Regions from separate parts of the Homo sapiens genome. Here region 1 is linked to region 2. A link is an interaction called in ENCODE POLR2A ChIA-PET data of the cell type or tissue named here. Cell type or tissue: PC-9. All regions are shown on one strand. Links, peaks and the distances in the headings refer to the core of each region. The heading gives the core; the rest is flanking DNA. Region 1 overlaps CIB3 (calcium and integrin binding family member 3). Region 2 overlaps BISPR (BST2 interferon stimulated positive regulator).

Region 1 (2,801 bases), core at 136-2,635, 1.3 Mb after region 2:
GGATTACAGGCACGTGCCACCATGCCCAGCTAATTTTTGTATTTTTAGTAGAGACAGGGTTTTGTCATGTTGGCCAGGCTGGTCTTGAACTCCTGACCTCAAGTGATTCACCTACTGTGGCCTCCCAGACTGCTGGGAGTACAAGCGTGAGCCACCACGCCCAGCCCGTTTGTTTGTTTTGAGACAGGGTCTCACTCAGTGACCCAGACTGCAGTGCATGGTGCAATCGGCTCACTGCAGCCTCTAACTCCTCGGCTCAAGAGATCCTCCCACCTCAGCTTCCTAAGTAGCTGGGACTACGGGGCCGAGCGCAGTGGCTCACACCTGTAATCCCAGCATTTTAGGAGGCTGAGGCAGTAGTCTCTACTAAAAATACAAAAATTAGCCTGGGCATGGTGGGGCACACCTCTAGTCCCAGCTACTCGGGAGGCTGAGGCAGGAGAGTAACTTGAACCCGAACCTGGGAGGTGGAGGTTTGCAGTGAGCCACGATTGCGCCACTGTACTCCAGCTTGAGCGAGACTCTGTCTCAAAAAAAAAAAAAAAAAAAAAAGAAAAGAAAAGAAAAAAGAAATAAAATAAGAATAAACCAAGTAGCTGGGACTACAGGTACGTGCCACTGTGCCTGGCTAATTTTGTTTGTTTTATTTTATTAATTAATTAATTTATTTTATTTTATTTTTTTGAGATGGAGTCTCGCTCTGTCACCCAGGATGGAGTGCAGTGGCACGATCTCGGCTCACAGCAACCTCCACCTCGCAGGTTCAAGCACTTCTCCCTGCCTCAGCCTCCCGAGTATCTGGAATTACAGGCGCCCGCCACCACGCCCGGTTAATTTTTGTATTTTTTTAGTAGAGATAAGGTTTCGCCATGTTGGCCAGGCTGGTCTTGAACTCCTGACCTCAGGTGATCTGTCCATCTTGGCCTCCCAAAGTGCTGGGATTACAGGCGTGAGCCGTCATGCCCGGCCTGTTTTTGTTTTTATCTATAAGCTGAGGCAGTGCTGAAAATGTTGAGACAGGGTCTCACTTTGTTGCCCAGGCTGGAGTGCAGTGGCACAATCATAGCTCACTGCAGCCTCTACCTCCTGGGCTCAAGAGCAATCCTCCCACCTCAGCCTCCTGAGTAGCTGGGAGTACGGGCACACACCACCACGCCTAGCTAACTAAAAACTTTTTTTTTTTTTTTTTTTTTTTGTGGAGACAAGGTCTTGCCTTGTTGCCCAGGCTGTTCTCAAACTCCTGGCCTCAACTGATCCTCCTGCCTTGGCCTCCCAAAGTCCTGAGATTACAGGGGTGAGTCACTGCACCAGGCCACATAATGGTTTCGATACATATAATGTATGATGAGCAGATCAGGGTCATTAGCATATCCATCATCTCAAACATGTATCATTTATTTGTGTTGAGAACATTCAGTATCCTTCTTCTAGCTATTTGAAACTTTATATCATATGGCAGGATGTGGTGATTCATGCCTGTAATCCTAGCACTTTGGGAAGCTAAGGTGGGTGGATCGCTTGAGCACAGGAGTTCCAGACCAGCCTGGGCAACAAAGCAAGTTGAGAAACTCCGTTTCTACTGAAAATAGAAAAATTAACTGGGCGTGGTATCATGCACCTGTAATCCTAGCTACTCGGGAGGCTGAGGCATGAGAATCACTTGAACCCAGGAGGCAGAGGTTGCAGTGAGCCAAGATCACACCACTGCACTACAGCCTGGGAGACAGAGCAAGACCCCATCTCAAAAAAAAAAAAAAAAAAAAAAGAATTAAAAAATTAAAGGCATGTGCTCTCAGCCCCTGTAGGGGTCTCCCGGCCTAGGGTTGTTTGAGGGGTCCATGTGGCATCCTTCCTGCCTGTCCCAGGGACTTGCCGTGAGCGTGTTGAGGGGGAGGAGGAAAAGGGGTTGTCCACTCCTTGAAGGCCTTGACTCCTTTTCTCTCTGCACACAGCACCTTCCACATCCGAATCTGATGGCACCACAGAGGAGCCGAGCTATAGGAGGGCGGGGTGACCCCTCACCCGCTGTGGACTCTGGTTTCTGAGAATAAACACAAGTCACTGAGTCACACCTGCTGGGAGGACACATTTTTCCACCTTAAAACTGGAAGATGGGAGGGAGGCGGCGTAGAATTTTATCTTTGACTTTGCTGTGTGACCCTGAGTGTGGCCACACCCTCTCTGGGCCACGATCTCCCTGTTTGTACAAGGAAGGGGTGACTCCTAGATCGTCTTCACTGTGAAGGCTGGAAATGCCTTGTTGTGGGTGTCCGTGGCGGAGGTGAGGTGGTGGGGAGATCGGGCCCGTGCTGTCCTACCCCAGGGTTCCCACTCTGAAGGCCAAACCTCACCCTTCACTACTCAAGTTTCTTTTTATCCCTCAAACCCTGAGTCATCAAAGGGATTGAAACTTTTCCTCCCGGGCTGACTCATTAGAGCTGCCAAGAGGAGACCACTGATTGGGAGGGGTGGAAATGTCATTCACTGAGGTGGCTGCTGCACTTTACAGTTTATGATGCATCTGCCCCCTAACGTGACACTGACCCCCTATAACATCCCTGCAGAGTTGGCCGAGGATCATGCCCTCATTTGGAGGGAGCAGAGTGACTTGCCTAAGGCCACCCCACAAGTCATTTGCAGGGGCGGGCTTGAACCCAGGTGCACCTCATACCAGATCCCAGATGTCTGAACCTTGTACATTTGGGGAACCCCACACCCCCTCCACCTGGGGTTGCCCCAGGGCCCCCATCTATGCCCCAGTCAGTCCAAGGAGTAGTCACTCCTGCAACCAAGACCAGCCC
Region 2 (2,801 bases), core at 35-2,534:
CCAGCACTTTGGGAGGCCAAGGCAGGCGGATCATGAGGTCAATAAATTGAGACCATCCTGGCCAACATGGTGAAACCCCGTCTCTACTAAAAATACAAAAATTATCTGGGCATGGTGGCAGGCGCCTATAGTCCCAGCTACTCGGGAGCCTGAGGCAGGAGAATCGCTTGAACCTGGGAGGAGAAAGTTGCAGTGAGCGGAGATCGTGCCACTGCACTCCAGCCTGGGCGACAGAGTGAAACTCCATCTCAAAAAAAAAAAAAGGAAGAAGAAGAAGAAAAACCCAGAGGTCCCTGTCAATTTTGCAGAATTTTCCAAGAAATATTCTGAGAGTTGGAAGACAGTGTCAGTGAAAGAGAAGTCCAAATTTGATGAAATGGCAAAGGCGGATAAAGTACACTAGGATCGGGAAATGAAGGATTATAGAGCAGCTAAAGGGGAAGCAAGAAGAAAGAGCCTAATGTCCCCAAAAGGCCACCGTCTGGACTCTTATTTTTTATTTTATTTAATTTATTTATTTTATTTTTTAAAATTTATTTATTTATTTATTTATTTTTTTGAGACGGAGTCTCGCTCTGTTGCCCAGGCTGGAGTGCAGTGGCGCAATCTCGGCTCACTGCAAGCCCCGCCTCCCAGGTTCAAGCTATTCTCCTGCCTCAGCCTCCAGATTAGCTGGGACCACAGGCGCGTACCACCACGTCTGGCTAATTTTTGTATTTTTAGTAGAGATGGGGTTTCACCATGTTGGCCAAGCTGGCCTCAAACTCCTGACCTCAGGTGATCCACCTGCCTTGGCTTCCCAAAGTGCTGGCATTACAAGCATGAGCCATCACACCCAACCAACTGTCTGGATTCTTCATGTTCTGTTCAGAATTCCACCCCAAGATCAAATCCGCAAACCCTGGCATCTCTATTGGAGATGTGGCAAAAAAAAAAAAAAAAAAAAAAAAAGCTCTGGGTGAGATGTGGAATAGCTGAAGTGACAGTGAAAAGCAGGTTGACGTCACTAAGGCGGCAAAGCTGAAGAAGAAATATGAGGAAGAGGTTGCTGACTGTAAGTTGAAAGGAAAGTTTGACGGTGCAAAGGGTCCTGCTAAAGTTGCCTGGAAAAAAGTGGAAGAGGAAGATGAAGAAAGAAGAGGAGGAGGACAATGGATGAGAAAAACTTTCTATGCCAGGAGTGATGGCTCACTCCTGTAATCCCAGCACTTTGGGAGGCCAAGGCGGGTGGAGGTCAGGAGTTCGAAACCAGCCTGGCCAACATGGTGAAACCCCATCTCTACTAAAAATACAAAACATTAGCAGGGGGTGGTGGTGCACACCTGTCGTCTCAGCTACTCCGGACACTGAGGCAGGAGAATTGCTTGAACTCAGAAGGCGGAAGTTGCAGTGAGCCAAGATCATGCCACTGCACTCCAGCTTGGGTGACAGAGGAAAAAAAAAAAAAGGGTGGTTGAGACCAGGCACAGTGTCACCCCAGCACTTTGGGAGGCCAAGGTGGACGGATCACTTGAGGTCAGGAGTTGGAGACCAGCCTGGCCAACATGGGTGAAACCCCATCTCTACTAAAAATACAAAACAATTAGCCAGGCTTGGTGGCAGGCGCCTGTAATCCCAGCTACTCCTGAGGCTGAGAGAGGAGAATTGCTTGAGCCCCAGAAGTGGAGGTTTCAGTGAGCAGAAATGGTGCCTCTGCACTCCAGCCTGGGTGACAGAATGAGACTCTGTCTCAAGGAAAAAAAAAAAAAAAAAGCAGGCTGGGCACGGTGGCTCAAGCCTGTAATCCCAGCACTTTGGGAGGCTGAGGTGGGTGGATCACAAGGTCAGGAGTTCGAGACCAGTCTGACCAACATGGTGAAACCCTGTCTCTACTAAAAATACAAAAATTAGCCAGGCTTGGTGGCATGCGCCTGTAATCCCAGCTACTCAGTGGCATGCGCCTGTAATCCCAGCTACTCAGGAGGTTGAGGCAGGAGAATTGCTTGAACCCAGAGGCAGAGATTGCAGTGAGCCCAGATCACACCACTGCACTCCAGCCTGGGCGACAGAGCAAGACTCCGTCTCAAAAAAATAAGTGGTTGAGTTTTTGGCAAGGCCTGTTATTTAAACCATAGCCTAAATGTCTTCCAAAGTTAGCTCGACCCAGTAGCCCAGGAATAATTAAGGGAAAAGTAAGGTGGGGTTTGGGTTAGCTTAGCTTACTGTTCTAATGTTCTCACTGATATAACTTTTGCAATGGTGATTTCATCAGTTGGGTGCAGGAAGATTGTGAGGGTTCTTTTGTTTTGTTTTGTTTTTGTTTTTTGAAACGGAGTTTCACTCTTGTTGCCGAGGCTGGAGTGCAGTGGCGTGATCTCGGCTCACTGCAAACTCTGCCTCGCAGGCTCAAAGTGTTATACCCAAGCGAGTTAGAGAAAACGCCACACTTCGAGACGAATTAAGAGTCCTTTATTTAAGCCGGCAGCCAAGAGAAGGCTTGACTTTCCAAAATTCTCTCGGCCCCGAGGAAGGGGCTTGATTTACTTTTATACCTTGGTTCGGAAGGGGAGCGGAGCTCAAATGCAATAATTCTACAGAAGTAAAAACATGCAAGAATCAAAAAACAAATGGTTACAGAGAAATAAACAATTTAAAAGACAAATGGTTACAAAAAAAGCAACGGAACCAGGTGCCGGGCTCTAAATCCTTCATAAGAGTTAGATATGGATGCTATGCCAGACACAGACTCAAGGCTTTATGTTGTTATGCTTTTGAGCAAAATCCTGGGAACTTCGTACATTGTTTGTTCCAGTACCTTATCA

The links. Peaks named below come from ENCODE experiments on the same cell type or tissue, not always from the same donor. Only the 100,000 strongest peaks of a DNase experiment are listed, where the experiment ranks them.
Region 1: POLR2A ChIA-PET joins it to region 2 with 7 read pairs; 1 of 35 experiments calls an interaction of 5 or more read pairs at or near these places.

What each region holds. Positions count from the first base shown.
Region 1 is chr19:16,160,638-16,163,438 of GRCh38, reverse strand. It overlaps CIB3 (calcium and integrin binding family member 3), which reads left to right. Exons shown (of 6, transcript NM_054113.4): 6 at 1,953-2,071. The coding sequence ends at 1,974. Among named protein-coding and RNA genes, the nearest start is that of CIB3, 11 kb to the left of the region's middle. In PC-9, for the core only: a CTCF peak has its summit at 1,835; DNase peaks (open chromatin) are centred at 188, 1,438, 2,038 and 2,408; H3K4me3 peaks cover 888 bases; H3K27ac peaks cover 2,500 bases.
Region 2 is chr19:17,415,364-17,418,164 of GRCh38, reverse strand. BISPR (BST2 interferon stimulated positive regulator) reads right to left here. Exons shown (of 4, transcript NR_130766.1): 4 at 2,429-2,801. It also overlaps a transcript of MVB12A not described here and the pseudogene HMGB3P29. Among named protein-coding and RNA genes, the nearest start is that of MVB12A, 3.3 kb to the left of the region's middle. RefSeq lists an enhancer at 2,464-2,801. In PC-9, for the core only: no CTCF peak of the experiment used is centred there; no DNase peak of the experiment used is centred there.